Linked DNA regions of Homo sapiens: region 1 is linked to region 2. The links are chromatin contacts, found by Hi-C in ENCODE. All regions are on one chromosome and are shown on one strand. Each heading gives the region's core, a stretch centred on a gene start or an enhancer-like site at or near the end of the contact. The rest is flanking DNA. Distances are from core to core; before and after follow the strand shown.

Region 1 (4,585 bases), core at 775-3,274, 2.2 Mb before region 2:
GCCTTTGTAGACTAACAAATTAGCTAAAAGATTAGAAATTATGGTTTAGGAGGTCACGCAAGCTGGAGGCTACAAGATTCTGACCCTCCCCAGATTGCTTCCGGGAGTAACATCACTGTTCTAAAACCTAAAATCAGTGCTTGAGATATTTTGCAGAACCCGTGTTCTAATGCACCAGCTGACGCCACCCAGCCCTGTAATCTGGCTAATCTGGTCCTATGGTCCTAACCCAGGATCTGACTCAGTGCAAGAGGACAGCTTTGACTCCTTTCCTCTCTGATCCAACCTATCAACACTCTCTAATCCCCAGCACCTCCAGCCACCAAATTATCCTTGAAAACCCTGAATTTCCAGGGAGACTGATTTGAGTAATAATAAAACTGTGGTCTCCTGTTCAGCCAGCTCTGTGTGAATTAAACTTTCTCTATTGCAATTCCCCTGTCTTGATAAATTGGTTCTGTCTAGGAAGCAGGCAAGGAGAACCATTGGGTGCTTACAAAATGCGAGAATACTTGCATTTAACCTACACAAATCCTCCAGTATATTGAAAATCATCTTTAAATTACTTACAATACTTAATACAATGTAAATGCTATATAAGTAATTGCTATGCTGTATTGCTTTCGGAATCTGTATTATTTTTATTGTTGAACTGTTATTTTTTACTGTTTTCCCCCACAAATATTAACCACCCACAGTTGCTTCAATCCGTAGATGGGGAACCTGTAAACATGGACAGCTGACTGTACTTTGTCCTATGTCTCAGAGACACTGAGTTTAAGGCCCAGGATTCCATGTTGACCATCCAGCTCCAAAGCTGAAGCTTTTAATCACCACACACCACTGCTTTCCCACTTAGCAGATGAAACTGAAGCCCAGAGAGGTTAAGAGGTTGTCCAAGATCACAGGGGTGGTGAGTGACCAAGCCTGGATTTGATCTATCCTCACAGAGACAGATATTTGCAGGTACTGCTGTTCTATATTAGTTACCTGTTTCCCTTGCTAGGCTGCATCCCTAGCTCTCAGACCAGGGATAGAATTCAAACGTTTGGAAAATTAACGCCTTGAAGACTCAAAGCAGTCCATTCACTTCCACGAGTAATTTCACTTGCTTTCTCACAATCCCTAGGTAAGATAACAGTTAACATATAATCAGCACTCCCATGTGACACTTTTCAATGGCCATGCTAAGCACCTGATATAGGTGTTATTATCTCTTGTAAATCTCACCAACACTATTTTGCAAGAACTAATATCCTCATTTAATGGAAGAGGAAACTGAGGCTCAGTGACTTGCCCAAGCGCCTGCCAACTAGTAAGTGGCAGAGCCAGGATTCTAGATCAGGCTCTATGACCACAGAGTCCACATTTTTCTTTTCTTTTTTTTTGAGCTCTGTCACCCAGGCTCGAGTGCTGTGGTACGATCTGGCTCACTGCAACCTCTGCCTCTCGGGTTCAAGTGATTCTCCTGCCTCAGCCTCCCGGGTAGCTGGGATTACAGGCACACACCACCACGCCCGGCTACTTTTTGTATTTTTAGTAGGGACGGGGGTTTCACCATGTTGGCCAAGCTGGTCTCGAACTCCTGACCTCAAGTGATCGGCCCGCCTTGGTCTCCCAAAGTGCTGGGATTACTTACAGGCGTGAGCCACCGCGACCGGACCAGAGTCCACATTTTTGACGTCGAGGCCACACTCAGTTCCACAGATGGGGAAACTGAGGCCCGGGGCAGGGCACTACATTGTGCCAGCGGAATGGTGGCCATTGAGGGAAGCCCAGGCTGCACGCCAATTCTTCCTCCTTGGTCAGGGAAGTCACTGAGGTGCAGGAGGCGGAGGGCGACAAGTGGAAGCCCCTTCCCATTATTAAGGATCGAGAGCGGGCGTAATTTGGGATCTAACCCACGAGGCGGAACCACCAGGGCAATGGCGCAAACGGAGAACCGGAAGTGCGTCACTCAACGGACGGGCGAATAAGCCGCAGGCCACCAATGGGAACGCCGCGTTCGCGTTCGCCCCGCCTCAAAGGAAGAAGAGTCCACCTTGCGACCGTATCCGCTAGCGCGGCCTGGGATGCGCTTGGGCTCCCTGGTGGGTAACGTGGGGAGCTAGGGGTTGGAGGGGAAAGAAGAGGGACTTCAAGGAAGGCGAGGGGAGGACGGAAGGTGGGGTGGGCGAGACAGGCAGTGGGGTCCGGCCCCGGGGTCGGTCCCCGTGGGCTGTGGAACTCGGGGACTGGGGTCTTGGGGTTTCCCCCTTCTTGATGGGGAAACTGAGGCCCAGACAGGGGCCGCAGAAAACAGCGGACTGGGATGTCCTCCCGCAACACACACGCAGACATCTAAAAATCTTACTATTTAGTGAAAAATATTTTTAATCGTAATTACGATTTAACAGGTAAAGATACTTTTCATTGTAACAGGTGAAAAAGCAAAATATAAAATTCGATTCAAACTGTGATTACATCTATGGAAAATACAGCCTTTGCCGACCACCCTCTTTGTCCCGCCGCCCTCCGTGCTCCCCTCTGTTTTGTGTACGGAGTTTCTTACTTTGTACAAGTCCGCAGCCGCTTATGTTACAGCCCCGAGGCCAGATGCGTTTAAAATCGAGGAGTTCTCGGAGTTTGGAAAGGTAAAGTCCCTATGTTCTATGTTAGGTTTCACCCTCAGAGGGGGCTGGAGCAGCGGCTTGTAATCAAATACACGACCCTTTCCACAGCTAAAGTTATGAAGATACGCATATATTACATTGACCTGGTCGCGGTGGCCCACGGCTATAATTCCAGCACTTTGGGAAGCTGAGGGGGGCGGATCACCTGAGGTTCGGAGTTCGAAACCAGCCTGGCTAATATGGTGAAACCCTGTCTCTACTAAAAATACAAAAAATTAGCCGGGCGTGGTGGTGCGTGCCTGTAATCCCAGCTACTCGGGAGGCTGAGACGGAAGGCTGAGGCAGGAGAATCGCTTGAACCCGGGAGGCGGAGGTTGCAGTGAATCAAGATCGTGCCACTTCACTCCAGCTTGGGCAACAAGAGCGAAACTCCGTCTCAAAAAAAAAAATGCATATATTTACACTGTTGGGATAAATAACCATAAATAGCCTCACCTTAAGTCAGGTCAAGTTTTCCAACTTAAACAAGTTTTGGTATTCAGACTTTTTTTTTTTTTTCCCCTGCATCCGATCATCCACTAGTATTCATACCTTTTTAGATTTGAGGGTTGCAGATGAGGGACCTGGATTGTAGTTGTTCTGTTCACTCACTTTTCTCACTCTCGCTGGATAGAGAGTGTCCTTGAAAACAGGAACTGTGCTGTTGTATGGTCACGTCTATCTCTGCCACCAACTCTTGTGTGTCACCTTGTGCCCTCTTAGTCTCAGTTTCCTCATCTGTAAGATGGGGTCAGTGACCCTTTGCTCATAAGGTTGTTCTGGTTTGGGTTAAATGAGGTCGGGCATGTGAAGCACTAGAATTGTGTTAGCACCCGCACGAATGGTATGACTGAGATTTACTTATTCCACAAACATTTCTATTTTAAAATTATTAAATTTAAATAAATTGATTTAATTAATGCATTTAATTAATTTAATAATAAATTTAAACGTATAGATGTATTTCTTAAAATGTGGGTGATAGGAATTTTAAAGATTTATATAATGCTTCAAAAGCCTTCGAAAAGGTTTTTTTAATTGGTTTATCTGTATATATGAACTCTTGAAACTTATGGCTAAAACACTAGGATTTATCTGCAAGGTTGCAGAGAGATAATTCTGCCTTAAATTGGCTAAAACAAAAACAAAACCAGCCAACCTATATTATACATGGGATTAAAACCAATTTTTCTCCCATTTTTTTTCTCCTTTTTTCTTTTGCTGCCCACATTATGCCTTATTTTATGAGCCCCAGTTTTCTGGGCTTAGTTAAAAAAAATTCAGTTCTAAACATTGAATTTAGGGAGTTTTTGTTCTTGAATAAAAAGGCATATACTTAGAAAAAAAATCTGTTTATCCGGGAAAATATATTGAAATCATGCTGCTGAGCCTCTATTTTCTTTGATGTTTTGGTTCTGTATTATTTTATCATAACTTTTTAGCATTTAAAAATTTACTGATGTACATTTAAAGCCAATAAACTGTTTTAATTAATTTTTTTAAAAAAAGTAATTTTTTTTTTCTTTTTGTGACAGAGTCTCGCCCTGTCGCCCAGGCTAGAGTGCAGTGACGCGATCTTGGCTCACTGCAACCTCCACCTCCTGGGTTCAAGCGATTCTCCTGCCTTAGCCTTCTGAGTAGCTGGGATTACAGGCGTGCACCACCACGCCTGGCTGATTTTTGTATAAAATAAAATTATTTAAGTAGGTAATACATGTCTATGCTAATCCCACCATTCTCCCTACAGTCTCTTCTCATAGAGACAAGGGACATAATATGCATAAACAAGCTTATGGTTGTCTTTCTTCCACTCCTACTTTTCCCACTCCTTTTCCACCAAATTATAGCATTCAATCCTATCCTGTTCTCATTCTCATTTACATTTATTTTGGCTGTTATTTAACATATTCACATTATTTTGTTGTTGTTGTTGT
Region 2 (4,730 bases), core at 2,149-4,648:
AGAGGACACTCTGGGCCAGGCACCCCAGTCTTCCATGAATGAGGTGAATGATCAGGAGAGCTGAACAACAGCAATCAGGAGGGCTCCAGTTGGGCAGGAAGGCTCTCCATGGAATGAGACGCGGGAGACACACAGGAGGACACAAAGCTCAAATCCCTGATCCTGAGATACACAGGGCATGAGAAGGAGGAGGAGCCACGGGAGAGGGCTTCAAGAACAGGATATCCCTGAGGAAAGGTCAGGGTGAAGGCAAAGGGAGGGAGGGAATGGCTAAGGAGAGGCTAACAAAATAGAAGCTGATGTTGATTATCAGGTGGTAACTGCAGAGGACATAGTGAGGGGTTGGTGGGATGGTTGGGTCACAGGTAAACAAAAGAGGGGAGAACAGACTCAGTGGCATAGCATGATGGACATCATAAGGAGAGCAGAGAAGGGAAGGAGAGTGGGCTACCATGAAAAGTGCTCAATTGATACCTATTGAGTCAAATGGAGTTAGTGTAAACCTAATATATCCAACCAGAAAACTTCTGATACCACAAGTCCAGGATCACAATGATGATAATGATTTGATGACAATGAGGGGGGTGGTGATGACTGTTAACTACCAATTCTGAACACCTCCAGTATGCCAAGCACTGCTGCAAGCACTCCACATTTCACCTGCACAGCAATCCTCTGAGACAGATAACATCCTACTTATCCGCAGAAGGACTCTATACCAAAGGAAGAAGCAAACTAAACAGAAGTAAAAGATTTACAGGTACCCAGAAGGCTGACTGGCTTTTTATTTTATAGCCATAACTCACTCAGGGCAGCAGGAACCACCCTAACTCATAGCTACTGCACATTCAGCAACTTTAACTAAACAATATTCAGCCTGGAGGGAAGTCAAAACTAGCAATAATAATTTACTGAGGGCTTCACTTTGTGTCAGATCCTCTGCATCGATAATCTCATTTAATCCTGACACCCATAAAGGTTACCTTTATTATCACTGTTTTAAAAATGAAAAGACTAGGCTGGGTGGGGTGGCTCATGCCTGTAATCCCAGCACTTTGGGAGACCAAGGCGAGCGGATCACTTGAGTTCAGGAGTTCGAAACTAGCCTGGCCAACGTGGTGAAGCCCTGTCTCCACTAAAAATGCAAAAATTAGCTGGGCATGGTGGTGTGTGCCTGTGATCCCAGCTACTTGGAAGGTTGAGGCAGGAGAATCACTTGAACCCGGCAGGTGGAAGTTACCAGGAGCCAAGACAGCTGTGGCCAATAGCAACTGAAAGCCACAGAAGAAAAAGCTGAGTATAATCCACTCAAATTCACAAATTTCATAAGGGACTCTCTCTAAGACTTTAATACTTGTGTATTTATTAATTTAATCAATCACCACTTACATGGACTACATGCCAGACACTGCTCCAAGTGCTCTACTAATATTAAATATCATTTTTGTCCACACCCACCTATGATGCGTTATTATACTCCCCATTTTACAGATCAGGAAACTGAGCCACAGAAAAGTTTAGTAATTTCCCCGACTTTATACTGCCAGTAAGTGGCAACGCTCAGTTTGACAGAGTCTAGCTCCAGAATCCATGCTCTGAAAGTTTAGTCCCCAAGAACCTATAAAAAGTGCAAGGTTTAATCCAACACACTGGTTTTCCCCACTCTACAATCACTACGTGGCCTCAGCCTCCTTCTCCCACCTTTAAAGCATTTTTTGAGTTCCTCTAACAGTTCACACTCCTCTGAACACTCTCCTACAACTTTCCTATTTTTCAAGCCTTTTCTTCTCACTTTTTTTTTTTTTTTTTTTTGAGACATAGTCTCGCACTCTCATCCAGGTTGGAGTGCAATAGCGTGATCTTGGCTCACTGCAACCTCTGCCTCCCGGGTTCAAATGATTCTCCGGCCTCAGCCTCCCGAGTAGCTGGGATTACAGGCGCCCGCCACCACACCCAGCTAATATTTGTATTTTTAGTAGAGATGGGGTTTCACCATGTTGGCCAGGATGGTCTCGAACTCCTGACCTCGTGATCTGCCCACCTCGGCCTCCCAAAGTGCTGGGATTACAGGCGTGAACCACCGCGCCCAAACTCTTCTCACCTTAAACATCACTGACAAAATTACAAACTCTAATGGCACTGCCGTATTTGTCAGCACTCAACACAAAAAAATCATAATTATATATTTCATAGGTAATTATTTGCTTCCTGTCTCTCTTTTCCAACAAAGCTGTGAGTTCCAGTATGTCTGACACCATGTCTGTCTTGTTCTTGGTGTATTTCCACCATCGAATTCCTACTAACCACTGCAAAGTAAAGGCCTGGCACAAAGTAAGGTCTCAAAAAATTTTGTTGAATGAAAGAATAAATGGTGGACATTCAAGCCTCAAGCTTTCTCTTTCTCTGACACGTACCTCTGCTGGCTACGCCCCCATCCCCACCACCACACCCTTAACAGTGGAGACTTAGTGCGGTACTGGCTCTGCAAAGAGATATTACTTGGCTCTGGGTGGGTTATTTCCCCTCGTCATCCTGAGTTTCAGGTGCACAACAGGGATCACACCAACCCCCTAAAGAATGCAACCTACAAAAGAGAGAGAACCTACACCTCTCATCCTCGTAACCCATCGAGGCTGGAGCTACTATTTGCTTCATGTCTGTCTTTCCAGCAGCGTTTAGCTCCAAGAAGCCCAAGGCCTCGTCTGTCTGGCTCAGGGGCCTGCTCCCATCGACGATACCCAGGCTGGCCCCCTGCCTGGCTCACAGCAAAAGCTCAGAAACGATTCGTTAAATAAATGAAGCCCTGCTCCGTGCACTTCACAGGTGGGAAGCGAGGGTCGTGCGAGGCGGGGGCTGCATCCCTGCCAGCCTTGAGCGTATTCTTCAGATGCAGGCCCACCTCCCACCTAGGCCCGCGCCCCAGATGCCGGCCCCGAACCCCGCGCCCGACAGGCACCTCTTGCACAGGGAAGCATCTTCGCAGGTGCCGCGCACGCCCTCGTCGTCTGCGTCGCAGCTCGAGGTGGAACAGCAGGAGGTGATAGAGGATTCCCTCTGCCTAGTGGCCATGGGCGTGGAGGTTCCTGGGAGCTGTGTCCGCCAGGGACATGGAAGCGGGGTCGACGGGCGGCGGGGGACGGCGCGAGCCACAGGGAGAAAGCAACAGAAGAGGGTAGGGCCCTACCTGGCTCAGCTGGCGCGGCTCAGTGACGCCGCCCACGCCGGCTACCCCAGCAACCTCTCCGCTTATTGGCTCCTCTTCCGAGTCGCTCATTGAGCAATTCTCCTGCCCGCTCAGCCTACGAAGTTGCTCATTGGATAATTATTTTGGCACCGCCCACATAACCCGGAAATTTGACGATAGGAAAAAGAAACTAAACAGTAGGAGAGTATCGCAATCCTTTCTGGGAAGCGTAGTCTTAGGTGTCTGGAGAAGTCGCCCGGTTTCTGCTTGCTGGTCGCGAAATTTTATAGCTATAATTAACTCAGGGCGGAACAGCTAGCAGAATCCTCAGCGTTCGGGCAAAGGGCAGAGAATCCAGCCAGAAGCAACATGTGTAAGTTGTTACATTCAGTCCGGGCTCAGTGTCATTCAATTTTACAAAATTTTGTTGTGTGCTGACTCTGCCAGCGACTGTGCTGAGGGCTTTGCCCCCAAAATTGCCTTCGAAATGTAGTGAGGGGGGCGGGCGTAGTGGCTCACTCCTGTAATCCCACCACTGTGGGAAGCCGAGGCGGGCCGATCACCTGAGGTCAGGAGTTCGAGACCAGCCTGGCCAACATGGTGAAACACCGTTGTTACTAAAAGTACAAAAATTAGCCGGGCGTGGTGGCGGCCGCCTTAGTCCTGGCTACTCAGGAGGCTGAGGCAGGAGAATCGCTTGAACCCGGGAGGCGGAGGTTGCAGTAAGCCCATGTGGCGCCACTGCATTCCGTCCTGAGCGACAGAGCGAGACTCCGTCTCAAAAAAATAAATAAACAAATAAATAAAAGAAAGAAAGAAAAGAAATGTAGTGAGGGAAGTAGTGTGTGGAAAAGTAATACAATAGGAAGCCATGTAGCAGCGATCATAAATGAACTAGAGCTACCAGGTAGCAGCATCAATGGCTGAATCTCAGAAACACGATGTTCAGTGAAAGAAGGAAGTCTAACAACACTTTTGTAAAGTTCAAACCAAGTAAAACTAATGTTGTTTAGAGAAACGTACATATATGGTAAAATACTGTACAGAGAAGGCAAGACATGAGAAAAAAAAATAAAAAAGAATCAGGATATTGGTGATCTTTAGGGAGCCGGGAGGGTAGCACACAAGAGGGGGAGGGAGAGGCAGGGAAGGAGCACATAGACACATCCTCAGTTTCTCACGTGGGAGTGGGTTCACGTGTGTCTGTTTCATTATGAGGCATATTCAAGATGTTTTGGATTTATTTTGTACTAAATCTAGTACAAAATATATGTATAAATTCAAGATGTACTGGGGAAGTCGCCTGGTTTCTTGCTGGTGATGAAATTTTATAGCTATAATTAACTCAGGGCAGAACAACTAGCAGAATCCTCAGTGTTCGGGCGATTGGCAGAGAATCCAGCCAGAAGCAACCCTTGTAAGTTGTATATGTATAATAATGTTTAATATACATTATAAATTAAAAATGTCTTTGTATATTCCATTTTGTTATCTGTCAGTTGTTGGAAGCAGGAAACAGATATACTTTAAGAACTTTGAATTGCAC

The links. A loop is a pair of places that touch in the nucleus more often than their neighbours do. Pooled maps may share reads with other maps.
Region 1: a pooled map shows a loop between it and region 2 (5-fold over the local background). The contact joins the promoter of NSMCE1 here to the promoter of LCMT1-AS1 in region 2. A Hi-C loop is called at or near these places in 4 of 50 pooled maps.

Annotation. Positions count from the first base shown.
Region 1 is chr16:27,266,211-27,270,795 of GRCh38, reverse strand. It overlaps NSMCE1 (NSE1 component of SMC5/6 complex), which reads left to right and starts at 2,024. Exons shown (of 8, transcript NM_145080.4): 1 at 2,024-2,090. NSMCE1-DT (NSMCE1 divergent transcript) reads right to left here and starts at 2,591. Exons shown (of 5, transcript NR_037184.1): 1 at 2,552-2,591. RefSeq lists a silencer at 2,051-2,130.
Region 2 is chr16:25,110,223-25,114,952 of GRCh38, reverse strand. LCMT1-AS1 (LCMT1 antisense RNA 1) reads left to right here and starts at 3,398. Exons shown (of 3, transcript NR_120306.1): 1 at 3,398-3,557. It overlaps LCMT1 (leucine carboxyl methyltransferase 1), which reads right to left and starts at 3,211. Exons shown (of 11, transcript NM_016309.3): 1 at 2,957-3,211. The coding sequence starts at 3,069. RefSeq lists enhancers at 2,904-3,063, 3,154-3,483, 3,261-3,788.